2 separate regions of the Homo sapiens genome follow, and region 2 is linked to region 1. A link is a loop called in an ENCODE intact Hi-C map of the cell type or tissue named here. Cell type or tissue: ascending aorta. All regions are shown on one strand. Each heading gives the region's core, and the rest is flanking DNA. Links, peaks and the distances in the headings are about the cores only. Region 1 overlaps SIPA1L1 (signal induced proliferation associated 1 like 1). Region 2 overlaps SIPA1L1 (signal induced proliferation associated 1 like 1).

Region 1 (5,379 bases), core at 212-5,211:
TCTCCTAAAACTGACCCATGAGATCAGAACTGCTTACAAATGTCAAATATTCCACTGCTTTTCATTCTATCCAGGGAAAAAAAATTTACTTTCATCAGTGTATACGTACCCTCTATAATACTTTTAAAGAACAAGTCTCCTTTTCTAATTCTCTCAATTACAGAGGAGTACAAAACATTTAGTAGCATTCTGGATAATTTGTGCCAATTTAGATGATTCATGTAGTATTGCTTTTCCAGACTAAATGGTCTATGGCCAGTGCTTTCAAGTCAACAAGGGTGCGGAGAGCAAGACCTAATTACAGATCTGAGTCAGTGTCTAGAAGCTCCCTCAGCCCAGGGGGCCGTTCCCCACAAAGGCAGCATTTCATCTGGCGGTACAAAAACAAGCCAAGTTTTTGTACCACTTTCCATATTTACACAAGTCCTTTTGTATGCCATTAATATATATACAAGTCCTTTCATATATAAGAAAGAAGAAGACTCCATTCCACAAGAAACAAACAAAAAAGAGTAATATCAGTTCACCGAATTGATTTTTCAAAGAAAATTTTCAATAGGCTTTTCCCCTTAAAACCCAACTATAACATGCAGATTTTTTAAAAAAGAAAATGCACACAAAACATATTACACAACAACCAATACATTCACAAAGTGTAAGATCTTCAAACAATTTCAACAAAAGATGTTAATGTTTTCCTTCCTGTAACATGGATATAATATGTATAAATTAAAGGGGAAAAAATCTTTTGAGTTCACTTTTTTTCAAATGTTAAACATTTAAGTAAAAATGGCACCCAGAAAAAAAAACAAAACAGAAATTATATTGTTGTAAATTTTTCTCTGATACTTTATCAGTAATTAGGTTCTCAAGTTGAAAGGATTAATGATTTTTGAATGGAACTGACTATTCAGTTTCATGGAGGCAACATTCCAAGCAAGAGCAAAGGGTAACAGGACTCCCCCAATAGTAAGGGAATTAGTTTTTTGAATGCAAAATTTAAATGACTTAAGATTCATTTCAGGCCAGGCATGGTGGCTCACATTTGTAATTCTAGCACTCTTGAAGGCTGAGGCGGACAAAAAATACAAAAAATTACCCAAACCTGGTGGTTCATCATGCCTGTATTCCCAGCTAATTGGGAGGCTGAGGTGGGAGGATCACTTGAGCCTGGGAGGTCGAGGCTGCAATGAGCTGAGATTGCACCACTGTACTCCCGCCTGGGCAACAGAGTGAGACCCTGTCTTAAAAAACAAAACAACAAAAACAAAAGCAAAAGCAAACAAAAAAAAGATACATTTCACACAAGAACAAGATAGAAAATGATCCCTAAGACCCAATATTGGGTCACAAGGGACATAAAGGCACAACAAAGATTTCCAAGGAGGCTCCCAGATGACTGATACACAGTACTATTTCGAGGTGCAACCTGACAGCCAGTTCTTAGGAGTAGACCCCTCTTCTGTACTACTGCTACCAGTACAAAGTAACATAGTGACAAACTGACAAATTTAGAAAAAAAAAAAAAAGAAGTAAATTTTGTAGGCATAATGGCGAATTCTCACAATGCAGAAAAATGATGCCAGAAGCATCATTTGGACTACAGAATGAATAGAGCTATTTAAATGAAACAGCAACCAACACACTCTGAAAACCTCATTAATGACACAATTGATCTATAAGTATCCTGCACATTCCACACCTGCACAGGAGTGTAGAAGTAGATACAGAGAGTGAACTCAATGGTAGGCCAATTACCAGAGAAAAGTGCTTCGTATTAGTAGATAAGACAGAAAGCTATCAGCATGTTGGTTCAAACTCATTGACCATTCAAAACCTAAAACATTCTATCACAGATCACTAGGATACCCAATAATAGATCTTTTCACAAGTACCTAAGAACAGATTTATAGCCTCTTTCAGCGATCCTCAATTTATTCTAAACTCCCTTACGATTTTGAGTAATAAATGCACATAGCATCTACATTTACTCAAAGTTAAAAAGCATCCAAAAATCATACAATACACTATGTGGGAAGAACACAAACAAATGCATGGGAATAATAAAGACCAAAACCAGGATAGTGGCTTCTTGGGGATTAAGAAAGGGAACTGCTGTTAGAGAGAAATATCCTGGGTTTTTTAATGTTCAATGGAATTGGTAAACATTCGATTTCTCTATAGAGTGTTGAGGAGAGGTAACATGGATTTTGTTTTTCTGCTAATCAAAAAGGAGCTGGGGTAAGGATATTTGTGTTATGCCTTATATGCTTTTTATATTTGAAATATTCCTACTAATTTTTCAAGAACAAAAACAAGGAATTAGAAGGGTATAGACTGTTCTAAGAAAACACAAAGAACAAGTCTGCACTGCCAAATATGCACCTACCTATGCAAAGGGATGAGTCTGCCAGTATCCAAGACCCTTTTTAGCATTCACAGCACAAGTTGGTCGATCAGGACGCAAAACCTTCTGGGGGTGTGGGGGTGGGGTAGAATCTGAAAGTGATATATTTTATTCTCATGTCTTTGAATACTAAATCACTACCTGCTAACTGTTAAGAGTGAAGAGTATGCCAGTCAACACCAACACACTCTGCCAGTTTAATTTAATGGTATTATTTTGCCTTGCTTTGCAATTACTCCTACATTTCCCCAGGGAGAAACTAATGGATTACTAAAAATAAAATGGAGACTAAGTGAATCACTTAGGCTGTTTTGGCTCCTAACTCAAACTGGCTTAAATAAAAAGGAAATGTATTGGCTCAAATGCTTGGACGTCAGAGAAAGGGCAAGCTTCAGGGCTGGTTTCCTTGTGATTCTGGACTCCGTCCTCCACCCTGTGTGGCTTCTCACTCAGTCCGGAAGCCACAATGCTGCAGCTACACCAGACCTCACACCAGCGCACAACAACATCCAGAAGTAAGAGGCAGCTCTGTCCTAACCATGAGAAGCCTTCTGCCAGAAGCTCCAGGCAAACCCACATTGGAGCCACGCTGGGTAGAAAAGGATTACAGGACCATCTCTGAAACCATCCCCCTGGCCAGGTAACACTCAGCACTCACTGATGTAGCCAGAGTTCATGAGTCAATCATGGACAAGGCAGAAATGAGACTGCTCCTAATCAGGGCGAGCTGCAGTCAGTTCTTCAACCCCATAACATGAGGAATAGATGCAACGCATGATATGGATCCAACCCTAATGTTCAGTCAGTACTATTTACAGGCAATAGCCTGAGCAATACTGTATCAGAATACGAAATAAATCACTATTACACTGTATTTGTATATAAAGCTATAGATTCAAAAAGCAGATGACAAACGACTTCATCTCTTTGAGAAAAGTAGATTTTTTAAAATTTTGTTTCTATGTTTTCATTTCTCTAATCAGAAATTTAAACACAGAAAATCAACACTTTGTAAAGCAGGTAGGTCATAGGAAGTATGGCATAGTACTTACTATATTCTTGTGCCATGGCTACCGAAATTTAGACAACGTCCACACCAATAAGGTATAACCTGAAATAAAATTAGAAAAAAAACCTGGTTAAGTGCACAATAAATTTCACTAAAATACAATAGCTGTATAACTTACACAGGTCTTATCTTTGTTCTAGAAGAGGCAAACCAGCCTTTCTAAGGTAAATAGTTGCTTTTAAATTAGACATTAGAGAAAAATGTCTCTAGTATTATCATATTTCTTTCTTTTTTTTTTTTTAAGATGGAGTTTCACTCTTGTTGCCCAGGCTAGAGGGCAATGGTGCGATCTTGGCTCACCACAACCTCCACCTCCCAGGTTCAAGCGATTCTTCTGCCTCAACCTCCCTAGTAGCTGAGATTACAGGCGTGTGCCACCACGCCCAGCTAATTTTGTATTTTTAGTAGAGACGAGGTTTCTCCATGTTAGTCAGGCTGGTCTCGAACTCCTGACCTCAGGTGATATGCCCGCCTCAGCCGCCCAAAGTGCTGGGATTACAGGCATGAGCCACCGCGCCCGGCCTGTCTGTAGTATTATAATATTTCTAAATATTTTTAAGGTCACATGCATCTTTGTAGAGCTGACCATAACAAACCAAAACAAACAAAATACCTTTTTATCAAGTACTGTTGCCCTGGACTGCTATTTATAAAGCTGAAACAAAAAGGGGAAAAAATAGAATTATTATTTTTCTCTTTTTGAGATGGAGTATCATTCTGTCACCCAGGCTACACTGCAGTGGCACAATCTTGGCTCACTACAACCTCTGCCTCCCAGGTTCAAGCAATTCTCCTGCCCAGCCTCCCGAGTAGCTGAACTAGAGGCGCGCACCATCACGCCCAGCTAATTTTTGTATTTTTAGTAGAGACAAGGTTTCACCATATTGCCCAGACAGGTCTCGAACCCCTGACCTCAGGTAATCCACCTGCCTCGGCCTCCCAAAGTGCTGGGATTACAGACGTGAGATACTGCGCCCAGCTGAAAAATAGAATTATTAAACAGACCTCAAAAATCATGTAGTCTACTCACTACAAGACACAACTAACCTGTTCAACCCAATGCAATTTAAAGCTAGATAAATAAGCTTCGATTTCTAAATTCCTTAACTTGAAGATCTGAGGAGACAGTTCTCAGGAGAAAAAAATGCAAAAATATGATTCCAATATCTGATACTGCATCATCTTACTTAGTAAAATCTATGAATATTCAGCACACTATGGAGTGCTGAACAAACACACCCACAGAACTTGAGATTTTTAAGATGCTGGAATTGCTTTTAATATTCAAAAGGGAAAGATAATAGCCGGTACAATGGCTCACGCCTGTAATCCCAACTACTCTGGGGACCCAGGCACGAAAATCGCTTGAACCTGGGAGGCGGAGCTTGCAGTGAGCTGAGATTGTGCTGCTGCACTCCTCCAGCCTGGACGATAGAGCGAGACTCGGTCTCAAAACAAAAAAAAGGAAAGATAAGAACTCTGTCCTTATCCAAACCTCAGACCACATAACTATATAACAAACCACACTTTCAATTAAGAGGGACTGAAAAACATGAAAGTCTAACTAAGCTTTAAGACAATTAAGTTTCCAGGTAGTATGATGACAAGGCTGAGGATCACTGTCCATGTATCCACAAATACAGTGTCTAACTTCACTTGCCTCAGTGTGTGTGAGATTCAGCCATGTTGCTGTATTCATTATAGTTAATAAGCTTTAAAAAAAAAATTTTTAAGCATTAAAAGAAGAAAAGTGGACGCCTCAAAACAGAAGGAAATATTTGCAATACATATATCTACCAAAGGACAGATTCAGAACATATAAAGAACTCCTTACAAATTAATAAGAGGGCTGTGCACAGTAGCTCATGTCTGTAATCCCAGCATTTTGGGAGGCTGAAGCAGG
Region 2 (5,379 bases), core at 184-5,183, 90 kb after region 1:
TCTGAAAGGCTAAATATTTTCAGACAGAGTAACACTGAGATTTCTTACAGAATAAAAACCGAATCTCAGGACATTTTGAACACAGGCACTGTAAGCACAAAGTTTACCTCCCTAACTAATACTGTAAACTGGTTCCAACATGAATTATGTCCAGAGGTTTCTAAATGATATTCCAATAACCATCTCAATGTGCAACATGCCATACATTATCCTTAAGAAAATGTAAGACGTCACAAAAACATAGGCTCTTTTATGATTATCAAATCTTTTTGTTTGTTTGTTTTAAGAGACACAGTCTTGTTTTGTTACCCAGGCTGGAGTAGAATGGCATAATTATAGCTCACTGCAGCCTTGACCTCCTGGGCTCAAGTGATCTTCCCATCTCAGCCTCCCAAGTGGCTAGGACCACAGGCACATGCCATCACGCTTGGCTAATTTTTATTTTATTATTTTTTTTATAGAGACAAGGTCTCACTATGTTGCCCAGGCTGGTCTCAAAGTCCTAAGCTTACGCAATCCTCCCACCTCAGCCTCCCAAAGTGTGGGGATTACAGGCATGAGCCACCACACTTAGCCAATCATCAAATCTTTAAACAATCACTGTTTTCTCCTATTTTCCTATTTTGCCCTATCAGAAAAAACTTAATATTTATAGACAAAAGAAAAAAAGTACAACACAAAGAAAAAAATTTATAGACATTTCTCCATTTATTTCAACTTTCTCTTCATTAGATGTTAACAAAATAACATTTTTCATGTTAATTACTATAATTTAAAAAAATAAATTCCAAGTTGCCAGGGGAAAAATCTCATTACTCTTCCATGCTTTGGCAAACCTTCTTATGCTTCCATCTATACTCTGGGCTTTGAATCAAGTAAATGAAATCTTGGCTGGAAAAGACATACATTATTAAATAATTTAGGATACTGACCCTTTCTAATGCAAAAGGAAGAGAATGTCAATACTATATGTTCTGAATTTTTTTAATTAGCCCGCAAGATTTTACAGTTTAAGTTACTTCTTTTTTTTTTTTTTTTTTTTTTTTTTTGAGACAGAGTCTTGCTCTGTCATCCAGGCTGGAGTACAGTGACGCGATCTCAGCTCACTGCAACCCCAGCCTCCCAGGTTCAAGCCATTCCCCTGCCTCAGCCTCCTAAGTAGCTGGGACTACAGGTATGCACCACCATGCCTACCTAATTTTTTGTATTTTTAGTGAAGACGAGGTTTCACCCTGCTGACCAGGCTAGTCTCGAACTCCTGACCTCAGGTTATCTGCCTGCCTTGGCCTCCCAAAGTGCTGGGACTACAGGCAGGAGCCACCACACCTGGCCATACATTTTAAGTTACTCCTGATCTACATGGTTATTTTATTATCTAAAAAGGACTTTAAAGTGTTACTAACATTTTAAAGCAACATATCAAAAAAAGTTTTAATCTTTATCACTAACTAAAACCTACGGAACTAAGAGAAAGGAGTGTTAATCAAAAACTTAGCCAGTCTTTCCATCCACTATAGTAGTTACTGTATACGAACAATTACCCGAGATTTATCCAACGTTCATTCAACAAGCATTTATTTAGTACTTACATGTCCCAAGCACTATACTCTGCCATGGAGAGGCAATAATGAGCATGACAGACATGGTACCTGAATGCAGGAATCTTAGAGACTATGTCCCTCCATGCCACCACTTTAAGCTCAAAAGAAGCATAAAAGTATAACCCTTTCCAAATAGCAGTATGATGGCTATGTTTTTATAAATAATCTAGATGGCTAAAGGTTCAACCCAAGATCCTTTGGGAACTTCTGGGCAGCAATACAAGGACAGAGGCCACTAGGAAGCTGGCTCTTTTCTGGGACTATGGAAGCCAGCCTAGGGAAGGCCACACCAGATCCCATCTAAATATTTTGGCCAGCCTATGCTCCAAGGGAAAATCTCCCTCTGCAAGACTTTGGATCAGAAACAGATCCATAAATAACCTCCATCAGTGGCAGACTTAAGAGGCTGTGTATGTAAAATAAGTTGCAGAAATTCCATTATTCAAACAGACAACACCATGTTTCCAGTCACCTCAAAGCCATGAACTCACCAAGGTAACAAGATGCTGAAAATTTATACCATCAGAATTATAATCCATTAAACAAACAACTAGATTTAATGATCTTTCCCAAATAGTAAGTCTGAAATTTGTTTTTTTACACTGAATCTTAACTTTCCTTAGTGATATCTTTTAAAGAACTTAGAAACAATTTCAGTTTTATGCAAAGATACAGCTAAAGACAAAATTCAAGTTCAGTATGAAAAAAGAGGTATCACGCACCTTCACCTACCCCAAAACCATCAATGGTTTCTCAATACCTACATTAAAAGGGTAAAAATTCTTTGATTAGGCACTCCAAGTCCTAGACAAGTCAATTCCAACCTAAATTTTCAAATCCATTTCTCTGTACACCACTCCCCATATACACCACTCCAGGGAAACTGAACTATTCTTTCTTATCTGAATATACTCTTCACTTCAGATTTTTCTTTTTCTTTACTTTTCCTTTTTTTTTTTTTTTTTTTTTTTTTTGAGATGGGTTCTCACTGTCACCCAAGCTGAAGTGCAGTGGTGTGATCTCAGCTCACTGCAGCCTCGACCTCCCAGGCTCAAGCTATCCTCCCCGCTCAGCCTCCTGAGTAGCTGGGACTACAGGCACCCACCCATGGTCAGTTAGTTTTTGTATTTTTTGTAGACGGGGTAACACCATGTTGCCCAGACTGGTCACAAACTCCTAGACTCAAGTAGTCGGCCTGCCTCGGCTGCCCAAAATGCTGAGATTACAAGCATGAGCCACTGTACCTAGACATATTTTATTTTTTTAATCATCTTACTTATGCTACAAGTTTAGAAGCTTTAGGCAGTGGCTCATGCCTGTAATCCTAGCACTTTGGGAGGTGGAGACAGGCAGACTGCCTGAGCTCAGGAGTTCAAGACCAGCCTGGGCAACATGGTGAAACCCCATCTCTACTAAAATAGAAAAAAATCAGCCAGGAATGGTGATGCACGCCTGTAGTCCCAGCTACTCAGGAGACTGAGGCATGAAAATTGCTTCAACCTGGGAGGCAGAGGTTGCAGTAAGCTGAGATGGCGCCACTCCAGCTTAGGCAACACAGTAAGACTCTGTCTCAAAAAACAAACAAAAAATAAGTTCAGAAGCTTTAGGAGGGCAAGGCCTGTATATGACTGACCTCTTCTTCCAATCCTTTCCCTGTCCCTCTTCCCGTATAACAGGAATTAAATGAGTTAATAGGGAGTGGCTTCTAAAAATAAGTCAACCAAATCATGAGATTATTCAACATCTCATGGTTGTTCTGCCAAGTGATTCATCACCTCTAAGACCCAAAGTTAAAGTTTGAATAGATGTAGACACTTCTCTCACATCTGGGCAAGGAATTCAACAAAAATCTTTTAAATCAAAAGAAAACGTTTTACCTAAATAAGGTTTTCATTAGTGGTAAAATATTTAGAAACAACAGAAACAGTGAACTGAAACTAAAAATGTAGGGGAAAAAAGACTGTGCTACCAAATTTTATAATGTCCATGACACTTTAATATTCTTTTCTCCTCCAGCCAAATACTTTTCTTAGAAAGATAAATTAATGTTTTCCATTCCATACTCATGAGTAGTTATGAAAATAAAGTAGCATATACTATGGTAGAGGGTTTTAAGTTATTAATCAAATTAAAGTTGACTCATAAAATATATTTTGACCTTGATGCTTTCCAATGTGGGTATCACCCCATTAAAACATCTGTTTTCTATTTCCAACATTTCAGAATCATTAAATTTATGACAAACACAGAATGCTCCACCTACCTTTTCCTTGCAAGGGGTGGTGGCAGTGAAGAAGAGGGAGAGGAGTGGTAGTGAAGAAGACGGTAGTGAAGAAGAGAGAATTAAATACTGACTTTCCCCCTCCTGTCTGCAGCACATTTCTTAACAGTATAAAAAGAGGCTTGGGTTTAATTTTGAGTTCAATGAAGCCTGAGAAGCCAGTTGCTGAAACAGAAATTCATCTGAGAAACTAGCCATCCTTTGTGTTGCCCTCCTCTCCATGAGGTCTTCCTGGGTTAGAGTGATGACAGCTCAACTCCTCCTCAGGGTACCACAGGTGAGCTCTTGGAAAGGCTCTCTTCAGCTAAAACCACATTAGTTAAATCAAATCAAAAAACAGTAAGCAGGAAAGCAGAGGGCAAAAAAAAAACCTGCTCTCCTAGTATTTCTGTATCAATTCCAAGTACTTTCCTTCTCTCACTGCCAGCAGCACCCATCAATTCCCATAGTAACCAGCCCACGGCTTTCCAACCAGCCCAAGAGGGAGGCAAGTAAGCTGCAGGCAGAAGCACATGAGAGCATGACCCAAAACCCAGGCACCAATCTAATAGTTACTTGGTGGCTTAAACATTCCAATTCTACCTCCTTACTTCCTTAATTCCCAGATTCCCGATGGCCCTCTCCTCTTCCCCTTCAACCTGATGTGGAGACAGGCAAGAGGATTTTTTTCTAGAATTCTGCACAAACAATTTTTCTGTTTTCTGGTGCAATTTTTGTTCATGTCTGTTTGGTACCAAAGCAACCGTGGTCCTTTTACCACATGCGCATAAATGTATACTGTTGAATCCTCTGGAATGAAAGTAAAGACTGCAAAGATATTGGGAGCGATATTTTGAGATCTGGGAATAAGGATGAAAAAGGAACGAAGAACAAAAGGTGCTGCTGATGTGGGTGGAGATGATCTTTGCTTTGAGAACAGGATTCATTATGTGGGCTGGTCAGGAGTGGGAACAAGAGCAGGAAGGCCACAGGGGATTGAGAGTACTTCTGTCCCCAACACACTCATCAAGGACGTGCAATCGGGGGCCAAGGCTCATTATGGTGATTTTCAACAGGGAAAGAGGGAATTATCGGAACTGGGGTGAAATGTGGGTGATGATTAAAGAAGTTTGAGAGAAAAAAAAGCATACCTAGCTGATTCTAACATCTAAAGAATTACTATGGTGACGAGTTTTGTTTTGTTTTGTTTTGTTTTGTTTAACTAAAAAGTAAGGTAGAGAATCAAATTAAAAGTGCACAGCATGGGCTATGAACCACTTCTAAAAGGTTTCACATCTTCTTTAACAGAATTTAATGGCTAAAATGTAAGGAGATAACAAGGGTGACAGAAGGTACTGAAAAAAACAGTATGTGAGTCACGGCCCATGTTTTCTTTAGGATAGATGCTGAGTAAACAACTAAAGAGTTACGGTACATGCCTGTGTATATTTTAAATTTCAATAGATACTTCCAAATTACTTCCTATTGAGGATCCCACAGTGGTATGGACAAGCTCTC

The links. A loop is a pair of places that touch in the nucleus more often than their neighbours do. Peaks named below come from ENCODE experiments on the same cell type or tissue, not always from the same donor. Only the 100,000 strongest peaks of a DNase experiment are listed, where the experiment ranks them.
Region 2: it touches region 1 in a loop (1.8-fold over the local background); 1 of 110 quality-filtered maps calls a loop at or near these places.

What each region holds. Positions count from the first base shown.
Region 1 is chr14:71,527,451-71,532,829 of GRCh38, reverse strand. It overlaps SIPA1L1 (signal induced proliferation associated 1 like 1), which reads right to left. Exons shown (of 24, transcript NM_001386936.1): 4 at 3,460-3,518. Among named protein-coding and RNA genes, the nearest start is that of SNORD56B, 130 kb to the right of the region's middle. In ascending aorta, for the core only: no CTCF peak of the experiment used is centred there; DNase peaks (open chromatin) are centred at 316 and 2,839; H3K4me3 peaks cover 899 bases; H3K27ac peaks cover 1,639 bases.
Region 2 is chr14:71,437,843-71,443,221 of GRCh38, reverse strand. The region is part of intron 2 of SIPA1L1 (signal induced proliferation associated 1 like 1); the gene reads right to left. Among named protein-coding and RNA genes, the nearest start is that of SNORD56B, 42 kb to the right of the region's middle. In ascending aorta, for the core only: no CTCF peak of the experiment used is centred there; DNase peaks (open chromatin) are centred at 3,111 and 4,338; H3K27ac peaks cover 3,708 bases.